Linked DNA regions of Homo sapiens: region 1 is linked to region 2. A link is a contact called in ENCODE POLR2A ChIA-PET data. All regions are on one chromosome and are shown on one strand. The core of a region is the stretch at or near the end of the contact, and the rest is flanking DNA. Distances in the headings are between cores, read along the strand shown. Region 1 holds the start of CBX2 (chromobox 2). Region 2 overlaps TMC8 (transmembrane channel like 8).

Region 1 (7,215 bases), core at 1,020-3,519, 1.6 Mb before region 2:
TTAAGCAAGCACAGGCTCTTCTTTTTGCTCGCCCCACCAGAAAACTCTATTTCCCCATTATCATGACCCCTCTGGGAAGACCCAATATGTCCCGCTACAGTGGAAAAAAGGGAATGCACCTTTTGCTACCAGAGAACAAACCGTCCAGATTGACCCTGGCTGGGAAAGACTCCAGCAACCAATTCTTCTGCCTCTATCCACAGGGCAAGTCCAGCCAGGGGATCCAGGGGGAGCCGTCAGTGAAACCACCCCCCATCTTGCCATTGCTTGAACAGTACTCCCTGGCCCTTCATGCCAGGTGGGCACATCCACTGCCCTCTCCTCACCACCCCTTGCCCTTGAACATCTCAAGGAGGCCTATCTCTTAACCTAAACTTCCTACCTAAAAATAGAAATGACATCTAGAATTACAGAAACAAGTCTGGCCCAATCCGGCCTCATGGTGCTACTTGGTACTGTATGCTGCAGGCCAGAGCAAAATAAATGTTTCTTTCTTGAGAGAGACATCACAATAGGCACAACTGCGTGCTGTGTGTTCCAGCTCCCTCTCTGAGCCTTCTTGCCTGATGGCACACGCGTGCAGGGCTGGAAGGGCAGACCTGCGTCACTGTGGCAAACCTGCTCTCCTGGTTTTCTGTTAGCGCCATGTGCAAATTACTCAGCAGAAAAGGCCAAGAGAAGCTATAACATCTTTATCTGAAGCAACTGAAAAAGTTGGTTTTTGCAAGTATGGCTGTCGGAAACACCAAAGCAGCACTTACTTAGGTTCTTCTCAGGGATGGATACAGGCTGGCTAGGAGAAGGTGGGAGAGGGGCTGGCTGGGGACTTTTACAGCCAGCCACAGAGATGGCCCTGGACACAATCTTGCTAAGGGACCTCAGACCACAGCCCCAGCTCCAGCCTCCCGGCAGGCGAGCAGCGCCCAGCACGACTCCAACCAGCCACCGTCCCTCCCCCACACCCTCCCCAGTGCTGTCAGCGTCCTCACTTCTTCTGGAAGGCCAGGAGCAGCCTCGGGTCCAGGATGTTCTCCTCCGGCTCCCAGCTGTTATGTCTGCAAAGCAGAGGACAGGGCAGCATTAGACGCCAGGCTGATGATCACCGCTTTGCAAGGCAGCCCGAGGGGGCTCGCCCTCACCGCTCCTCGACTTGGGCCGATGGCAGTGGCACCGTAGCACCATGGCACTTCTCAAAGTCCAAACCCAGGTTTTGGAGGCTGGCCACCCCCCACCAAGCCAGCACTCTAACCTCAGACCCAAAGGGAAACTGCCGCTCCAACCCCCCAATTAAAACAAGGCCACAAGAGGACTCCCACAGTCTCTGCCTGGGAGAAAAACAAACCCCCATAAAACGCAAAGTTGCAGAGAGGGATTCCCCCAAACCCTGGCCCGGAGCCAGAGGAGGAAGGGAAGGCAGGTCCAGCATGCAGGGAGGGGCACAGGCGCCCAGCCCGAGATCCAGAACAATGTGGCGCGCGGGCCGGGGCACCTCGAGGGGTAGCGAAGAAAGAGCGGGGTCCGGGAAGACGCAGAAACGGGGCCGCGGGAGCAGCTGTGCAGAGAGCCCCTTCCGGGGATGCCAAACACCCTCCCTTCCATTAAAAGAAAGAAAAAAAAAAAGAAACTCTACATCCATCAATAGCAAGCTCAGGTTACAGCGGGGAGAATCTGGCCAAGAGGAGGGGGGCTTGCATCCCGCGCCTCCCTCCCGGCCGGGACGGGGGTTGGGGGGAGCGCGGCGCGGCAGCCGAGGAGGTTCTGGCGCGGGGGGCCGCCCAGCTCTGCACCCGCGGGCGTGTAAACAAAGGGCAACCTCGGGCCGGGCGGCCCCCGCCCCCCTCAGAGCCGGAGGAGCCCGCGGGGACCCCGCGAACTTCCCGCTCTGCCCGCGGGCGCCCCCAGGCCACCGGACGGCGCGGCCGAGGGGCTCCACGTCCCCACCCCCGGGCGAGGGGGCGGGAGGGGGGCGCGGCGTCGCGGGGGACTCACTTGGAGGACCAGCCGCGCCACTTGACCAGGTACTCCAGCTTGCCCTGCGGGGAGAGAAGAGGGGCCGTGAGCCAGACGGACAGCGGGCGGCGGGCGGGGGGCCCGGCGGGCCGCACGCACCTTGCGGAGCCGCTTGCTCAGGATGCACTCGGCGGCGAAGACCTGCTCGCCCACGCTGCTCAGCTCCTCCATGCTGCCCGGCAGCCAGCCCGACCGCGGCGCCCGCCGCCAGTCACCCGCCCGGACCGCCGCGCGCCCCGCCGGCAGCACACAAAGCACCGCCCCCGCCCGGCGCCGGCCCGCCCCGCGCACGCGCACCGCCGCTCCGCGCCCGCGCCCCGGCCCGCCGCCCGCCCCCGCGCGCTGCCCAAATCCCGTGCGGGCCAATCAGCGAGGGGGGGCGGGTGCGGGGCGGGGCGGGGCGCGCATTGTCCGCGGCGGGCTGGGCCTCGCGCTCCGGCGGGGGGTCCCGCGCGGGGCCCCGGGCGGGGGCGGGGGCGGGGGTGGGGGCGCGGGCGGGCCCCTGGCTGGGGGAGGAGGTGCCTAGGGACTTCGGGCCTGGGGCGCCCACCGAGTCCCGCGTGATTCCCGGGGCGCGCCCGCCCTTGCTCCCAACTCCGTTTTCCGGGCAAAAAGCCATTGTTCTGGCCCGAAGGGAGGGAAGCGGGACGGGGCGCGGCGGCTGCTTCCTGCCCCCGCCTTCGAGGGGCGCTGCTCCGGGGCACGCGGGGCCCCACCCTTCCCCCGGCTTCTTGAACTGGCTTTTCCTCGGCAGCGGGGGAGTCGCTCTGTTTTGGACGAGAGCAAAACGGGTCGGGGGCTGGGGAAGGAAAGGAAGACGAAGTCCGGGGGAGGGGCCCACAAACCCCAGCAGCCGAGGCTTTTTCCCCCAAAGGCGAGAGAGGAAAATGCTTTAACTTAAACCACCAAGCACTCTGAGAAAGAAGTAATACGAACTGCCCGGAGTTCTTATTAAACAGCTATGAAAAGTGGATCCAGCCCCCGAGTTTTAGGGCACGTGTAGGGAGAAAACCAGCTGCACCTTTTCTGAATTTGTTCCCCGATTTTGATGAAATGGAGGGGGAGGGGGCGGTTTGCAAGGCTGTTCCTAACTTCGGACTAGGTCAGTAGTGGCCCGCCAGGGCTGGGCAGCCGGCGTCCTTCGGATCAATTGTCCGCGGCAGAAAAGGGTCAGGCCATGTTATGAAAGTGGGGGTGACCCCTTGTCCTCCCTGTGATCGTCGTCAGCAGGCTACCCTTTTATTCCGGTGTTAAGATTCGAATTCCATGAAGAATCACCCTTTAAGTTATTTAGATTTTGAATCAGGACAAGTCAAACACGTAATGAAAGAGACCTGAGCCTTAGCTTCATTCGTCTCAACGCAGTCTAACTCCATGAAAATTCACTCTCTGCTTTTCTTGCTTCCTTGAACACAGCTGCAAAATTCTCTTTCTGTTGAGCAGATCCAAAAGTCGTTTCTTGTTGTAGGAGACTGTCTCAATGTAATTGTGATCATCAAAACCATATTTATAAAGGGTTCTGCAGGAGAAATGTGTTTTTTTGTTTTTACAGAAAGGCCTACTGGAGAAAATACTGAACTGTAGGAACCGATCTTTCAATTTATGGCGTGTTCTTCAGTTTCTTTGGTTAGATAGGTTACATTCATTTGATTTCCTGGAGAGTACGTGCAAATTCAGATGTTGTTTGCAAAGAGGGCAGGAGAAAGGGAAATGTCCTTGGGGGGAAGGTGTTTGTTTACTCAGGGGCAGAGGCAGTAAAGAATCCTTGTGTTGGGATAAAACTGGCCTCTGGAGTGAAGGGATCCGCTAACAGTGTCTCCGCCGGCTCCTTTTGTATCCCTGTCTTGTGCAGCTTGGCAGTAAATTGTGGAGTTGAGGGCAAAGGTGTATTTATTGTAATCCTACAAATAGCTGGATCAGTTTCACATCACGTTTCCTTGCAGAATTCATCTTGGGTCTAAGATTTTGCCCTGGAAGTTTCCAGTTTCCTCTTTGACTCATGGTATGCTGGGATACTTGCTTGATTTCTTTTTAAAGAAAAGAAGGCTTTGAAAAGGGAATGATTTCTTTGCTTAAGAAATAAATTTGCTAGAATTTGATACTAACACATTGAAAAAAATAAATCAGCGTCCAGGAAGGTTTAACATGTACATCATCTACCCAACTGCAAACAGTTTGGGTAAAATAATATTTAGATAATTCATTTGGAGAAACAAATATGACAGATTTGGCCAGAATGAAATAATCAGATACATTCTGTGAACGTGTGATCCAAAATCTGTGGCACGTTCCCTAAAAACAAAGCTGGGAATAGGCAGAAGGGAAGAATAACCCCCAGCTAATCCAACTGTGTAAAACAAGCGGACGTCTTCCGTTTTGACTGTCACATTTTAAGAATTATTAAGACAAGTTAAAACTAATTATTGTATTATTCATTCGACAGATAGTTAGTATGTACTATCATGTGGGCACTACTAGATATCCAGTAGTATAAGACCGTAGCAGCAGCTCCATCTGTGGGTGATGGAAGTGGATGGACAGAGCCTCCCTCCACTGCGTCCAGTGTGGTGGCCGTTAGGCACCTGGGACTGCTGAGCACTGGCAGTGTGGCTAGTGCCACTGAAGGCTCGAATTTTAAATTGTATTTCACTTTAATTCATTTCAGTGGGAGTAGCCACATGTAGCTGGTGGTCACTGTACTGGACACTTTGCAGGTCCACAGGAATGAGAGGGATCTGCTTTAAACATATTTTAAATGAAAGTAATACGGTTACATAAATTAATCCTGGAATATGAATAGTTTACCTACACTCACAGTTATGCTTAATTATATACAAGAATGTTTAAAACACATACAAAAAAGATATTAAAAATCCAGGCACAGAGGAAGACATTCAGGGAGTACAGACTTTGTATAGTACTGATTTCCTTTCTACGCAAGTGATAAGGACAAGTATTAACTTATTCGTGTCTGAAATGCTACTAAGAAAGCATAAGTATTTTCACGCTATGCTTGTGGATCGAAAATTACAGATGCCAAAGCAAAGAATGTCTCACTCTGAAGTCAATGGAAAAGTCAGGAATTGAGATCAATCCAGTGACCCTGGATTTGGCAGCTGTAACTAGGTAACAGTAGTTACTTCTTAACCAAATACTTTCAAACAGCTCTTAGATTTTCTAAAAGCACTGTCTCCCTACTGCCATCAGCGGTGTTGGCTAAAAGGAGGAACCAGACACCACCACCAGCCGGTCTGCATGGGATACACTCAGGATTTAGAATACATCACACATTTACATCACATTTAATATCTCATGTCGTAATTTGCCCCCAGCTCCTCTGCACATTTGCAAGACTAAGGTGTGACTTACAGGCTAGCTGTGTTAATGTCACGCCGTTTCTGTGTATGTAATATGTGAATATTACATATGCGGGACAGACCGTGTTTGTGTATCAGAACTCAAGTAAAAATAAGCACAGTTCAGGCACTTGCAGGATCCCTCAAGCTTTCAGTTTGCCTAAGGACCCCTGGGCACACGATGCACATGTCCGCCCCTGGATTCTGACCCAGGACAAGCCAGAGGCAGCCCAGGGCTCTCAGCGTTTAGAACACTTCTTACAAAGGGCAGCCTGCCCAATCCCTCGCTGTGCACATGAGGCAGGAGAATACAAACTGTATCAGGTACAGGACCGTGGAGCCTGGGCCTGCTGTTTCCCATGTTGGCCTGGGAGGGGCAAATGGGCAGGCTGTTCTGGAAGTGGTGGAGAGCCTGCTCTCAGGAGGCCTTCCAAGGTCAAAGGCTGGAGCAACCCCGTATGTTTCTCGGACTCCACTCACCCTCACCCACCAGGCCACCTAGCTCATTGCAGCACACCTAAAGACAGGCTCAGGCTGGAGGCACCCCCCTTCCCCGCCCCGATCCTGGAGGCAGGGGGTGGTTAAGGAACACAGTTATAGGAGGTGGGAAATGGACAATGAGCTCATTTATGATGACAGTCCCCTTGCAGGAGGTCTCCATTACATGAAGCTTTTATTTTAAAGAGTGTCATTTATTAATTTTGCAATCAGATCGGTCCCTGATTCCAGTTTCTTACTATTAAAACAGTGCAGCAATGACCATCTTTGTCTTCCCATGTGCAAAGTACCAGCGTATCTACAGAATAGCATGCACAGAGCTGTCTTAAAAGGGTATGTCTTCTCTATGGGAGAAAGGAACAAAAGAAGATACATGGCTCTACCTTTCTGAGTTAGCTATTGTCAAACTGCCCTCCGAGGGTCTGCACCAATTCACAGTCACAGCCCGGGTAGATGGGGTTGCCTCTGTCCCCACTTCTCAGTAACTCTAGTAAGTGCAAGTGATCCAGTGATGTCTGAGCAACCTGATGCTCAGCTGGTCCGGCAGTTCCGCGCGCATGCCACCTCGGCTTTTTCCAGGACCTTTCCCGGGTGCAGAATTTTTACAGTGCAAAACGGTTTTATGAGCGTAATTTTCCAGTGTGAAATGCAGTATTTTCACAATTTAAAAAATAACAGGCCAGGTGCAGTGACTTACGCCTGTCATCCCAGCACTTTGGGAGGCCGAGGCAGGTGGATCACAAGGTTGGGAGTTCAAGACCAGCCTGGCTAAGATGGTGAAACCCGATCTCTACTAAAAATACAAAAATTAGCCGGGAGTGGTGGCGCGTGCCTGTAATCCCAGCTACTCGGGAGGCTGAAGCAGAGAATTGCTTGAACCCAGGAGGCGGAGGTTGCAGTGAGACGAGATGGCACCACTGCACTCCAGTCTGGGCGACAGAGCGAGACTCCATCTCAAAAAGCAAAACAAAGCAAAACAAAACAAAAAAAACCAAACCAAACAAACAAAACCATACACTTTCAAAGGTCTAAAATCTAGGAGTGAAACCCTTACTTACAAACAAATAGTTCAGGGATTCTAAGTGATGAGAACAAGCGCACAGTTCCTGAGTGTGTTAACCGTTGTTCCTCTCTCCTGCTGGTGGCCTCAGCATCCTCTATAAATCCTTTGGGAACAACCCGTGGGTTTAAAGATTGGAGAACTGCATTGCAAGATCCCCTCTAAATCGAATGCTTGTTCTATTTCACTCCCTTCCTCAGATGAGTTACTTCTTGTTTGAAAGAACCCAAACACAGAAATGTTGTTTGATGTACACACAAAAGAGAGAGAGATCCTGTTGCTTTTTGGTGG
Region 2 (3,296 bases), core at 382-2,881:
AAAGGAAACTCGAACAGGCTCAAGAATATCAGACACAGCCTTGGGAGGGGGGCCGGGCCCTGCCCTTGTGGCCAGCTGCCTCACCTGCCTGGGCCCCCGCCCGCTGCTCACGATGCAGGCCCGTACATACCACTAAGGCCCAGGCGGTGCGGGTACCTTCACCCCACGGATCCGCAAGCTTGGCTCAACCAGGGAGCCATGAAGCAGGCTGGGAGAACACGGCTCTGCAGGAAGCCAGGGCTCTGCTGAGTTTCACAAGGCAGCTCTGTGGACGTGAGGCTGCTAGGTTAGAAGACTGGACGGAGAGGATTCCCGCCAGGGAGAGGCTGACCCAGCACGCTCTCACCAGGCTTCAGTCAGCCCCTCAGTCAGGGCCAGGAGCCGCCACTAAGCCCCACACTGGGGCAGTGTGGCTCTGGAGCCCGAGTGCCTGGGTTCAAATCCCAGCTCTGGCCCTGGCTGACGCTGTGGCCTCGACTGTCTCAGGTGAAGGAAGAGTAACAGGAAGGGATGATGCAGGCAGTTTGCAGCTGGAACACAGAGCAGGGCCCCAGGCAGGCTTGCTCTAACTGTGGCCAGCTCTTTCCTTCCTTAGGAAGTGGTTCCCGGACTCTTCTGAAGGCACTTCCATCAGTAAACAACTTCTGAGCATTCCCAATAGATGTATGTGTATAAATTGCACTCATGGCTCTAAAACAAATCAGCAGAACACATTCTAGAAAAAATCGCATTCAAGAGATACTATACTAATAGATTATGTATATTATAAAAAACACAATAAAAAATAGACATTTTAAAGGGATGAGATTAAAATATAGAAAGAAAATTCCCATATGTTTTTCCTGCTGCCGCTGGGGTTGTGTGTCCATCTTTGGGGACCTCTGAGGGAGGCCCTGGAGCCACTGAGAGGGGCGGTGGTCGCCAGGGGTCTGGAAGATGGAGTAAGGAGGCCTGAAGGGGCCCCAGGGAGGCTTCGGGGAGGCAGGGGTAGGGGTTACAGCTCCGCGCCGCTGGGGAAGCGGAATCTGCGGGCGGAGGCCGGGGCACCGTGCTGTCCAGGGCAAGGGGAACGCAGTCCCGCGGCATCCACGACGGAGGGGCCCGGCCGCGGGGCCTGGTGGCCCGGGGAGCCAGGGCATGGGCATCCGGGGCAGAAGGACTGCGGGCGCGAAGCTTGGGAGGCAGGGTACTTGGGGCCCGGAGAGTCGCTCGGGCCTGGCTCCGGCAGCAGTCGCGACAGGTCCTCCACCAGGTGCCACTTCTCCTGAACCTGCTGTGAGGAGAACAAGTGGCGAGTTGCGACAGGCGCTGCTTCCCACGAGCGGGTGTGAGGACAGCAGCGGCAGCAACTCTGCGGCCCATGGGCCAGCCCGCACCCAAAGTAGCCAGAGGCCACGCCCCGCCCGAGGCCACGCCCCGCTCGAGGCCACACCCTCCCAGGGCCACGCCCCACCAGGGTCCCGCCCCGATGCAGCCCTAGACCACGCCCTCAGGAGTCCCGTCCACAACGCAGCCAGATGCCACTCCTTCCACGTCCCCGCCCGAGACCACGACCTCCAAGGGCCCCGCCCCCAACGCACCCTGAGACCACGCCCCACTAGGGTCCCACCCCATGCAGATCTAGACCACGCCCGCTAAGAGTCCGTCCCCAAGCAGCCCAAGGCCACGCCCCCGGTAGAGGCCCCACCCTGAGGCCACGCCTTAGCCAGGTCACTGTTCCTCCCTCAGCTCCATTAAGCCCCTGGCCCCAAGCCTAAAGTCGTAATTTTTTTTTTTTTTTGTGGAAACTGGGTGTCTCCCTGTTGCCCAGGCAGGATTGCAGTAGCAAGACCACAGCCCACTGCAGCCTGGACCTCTCAGGCTCAAGCGATCTTCCCACCTCAGCCTCCGGAATAGCTGTGACCACAGGCACGCGCCACCACGCCCAGCTCATTTATTTGATTTTTAGTAGAGACGAGGTCTTGCTATGTTGCTCAGCCTGGTCTCAAACTCCTGAACTCAAGCACTCTTCACGCCTCGGCGTGAGCCACTGCACTCAGCCATGTTATCCTTTTTTCCTTTTTTGAGACGGAGTTTTGCTCTTGTTGCCCAGGCTGGAGTGCAATGGGGCGGTCTCAGCTCACTGCAACCTCCGCCCCTCCGCCTCCTGAGTTTAAACGATTCTCCTGCCTCAGCCTCCCTAGTAGCTGGGATTACAGGCGCCCACCATCACGCCCAGCTAATTTTTTGTATTTTTAGTACAGACGGGGTTTCACTATGTTGGCCAGGCTGGTCTTGAACCCCTGACCTCAGGCAATCCACTCACCTCGGCCTCCCAAAGTGCTGGATTACAGGCACGAACCACCGTGCCCGGTTTTTTTTTTTTTTTTTTTTTTTTTAAGTAGAGACGGGGTTTCGCTATTTTGGCCAGGCTGGTCTTGAACTCCTGACCTCAGGTGATCCACCCACCTCGGCCTCTGAAAGTGCTGGGATTACAGGCGTGAGTCACCACGCCCGGCCACATTCTCCTTTTAAAAAATTAATTACTTATTTTTGGTGGAGACCAGGGTCTTGCTTTGTTGCCCAGGCTGGTTTTAACTCATGGCTTCAAGTGATCCGATCCTCCTGCCTGGGCCTCCAAAGCGTTGGGATTACAGGCAAAGGCCCAGCCCCTAAGGTCATGTACTTACCAGGTCTGGCTCCTGGTCTCAGGAGCCCGAGCTGTTCTCTTCCTCCCCTTCCCCGTCTTCACTCTCAGCCTGAGGCCACGCCCTCCAGTGGGAAGAACCCACCTGACCCGCTCAGACGTGTTCTAGGCCCTCGGCCACACATAGGGAAGGGTTTCCACTGAAGCTGCTGTCCCCTCACCAGCCCCGAGGACACTCACCCACACCAGCTGCTTCCGGAGCCTGTGGATGGCCCTGGCATTGGCCTGGGTCTGGGAGACGCACACCGTCAGGACAAGGCTTGGGTGGGAAGGGGATTCGTGGTCAGTTGCCCCTGGGGCCACAGGCGCCTCTCCCTGACTTCCTCTCTCCCCACCTCAATCTCTACAATACGCGGTACTGGGGTCTTCTCACTGCACACTGCTGTATCTGAGGATGGGACCCTCCTCTCCTTCCTCGCAGAGCCCCTCATCCCCTCCCCTCTGGCACAGCAATACCAATAGCTCAGCAGCTGCAGCCACCCAGACACGGTGCTTCCCCAGTGATCCTGCAATCCCCATGGCAGCCCAGAGGGTGGGCCCAGGAGGTTCCTGCTTTTCAGAGGCCCCTGCTTCCCTTGGCTTTCTGCGTCTGGCTCCTGGTTGGGGGTGC

Evidence for each region. ChIA-PET counts read pairs that join two places held with the same protein, here RNA polymerase II (POLR2A).
Region 1: POLR2A ChIA-PET joins it to region 2 with 11 read pairs in HEK293. The contact joins the promoter of CBX2 here to the enhancer-like site in region 2. POLR2A ChIA-PET finds 5 or more read pairs at or near these places in 2 of 52 experiments (HEK293 and HepG2).

What each region holds. Positions count from the first base shown.
Region 1 is chr17:79,773,202-79,780,416 of GRCh38, reverse strand. It overlaps CBX2 (chromobox 2), which reads right to left and starts at 2,269. Exons shown (of 5, transcript NM_005189.3): 1 at 2,110-2,269; 2 at 1,990-2,033; 3 at 990-1,055. The coding sequence starts at 2,181. RefSeq lists an enhancer at 1,016-1,609 and silencers at 2,005-2,074, 2,085-2,464.
Region 2 is chr17:78,138,811-78,142,106 of GRCh38, reverse strand. It overlaps TMC8 (transmembrane channel like 8), which reads right to left. Exons shown (of 16, transcript NM_152468.5): 15 at 2,867-2,945; 16 at 1-1,273. The coding sequence ends at 995. Among named protein-coding and RNA genes, the nearest start is that of C17orf99, 5.9 kb to the left of the region's middle. RefSeq lists enhancers at 1-693, 2,330-2,969, 3,084-3,253 and a silencer at 1,301-1,490. Within about 2 kb of position 1,631, at least 16 of the 41 ENCODE cell types and tissues checked have a DNase peak (open chromatin) inside an H3K27ac peak, as active enhancers do.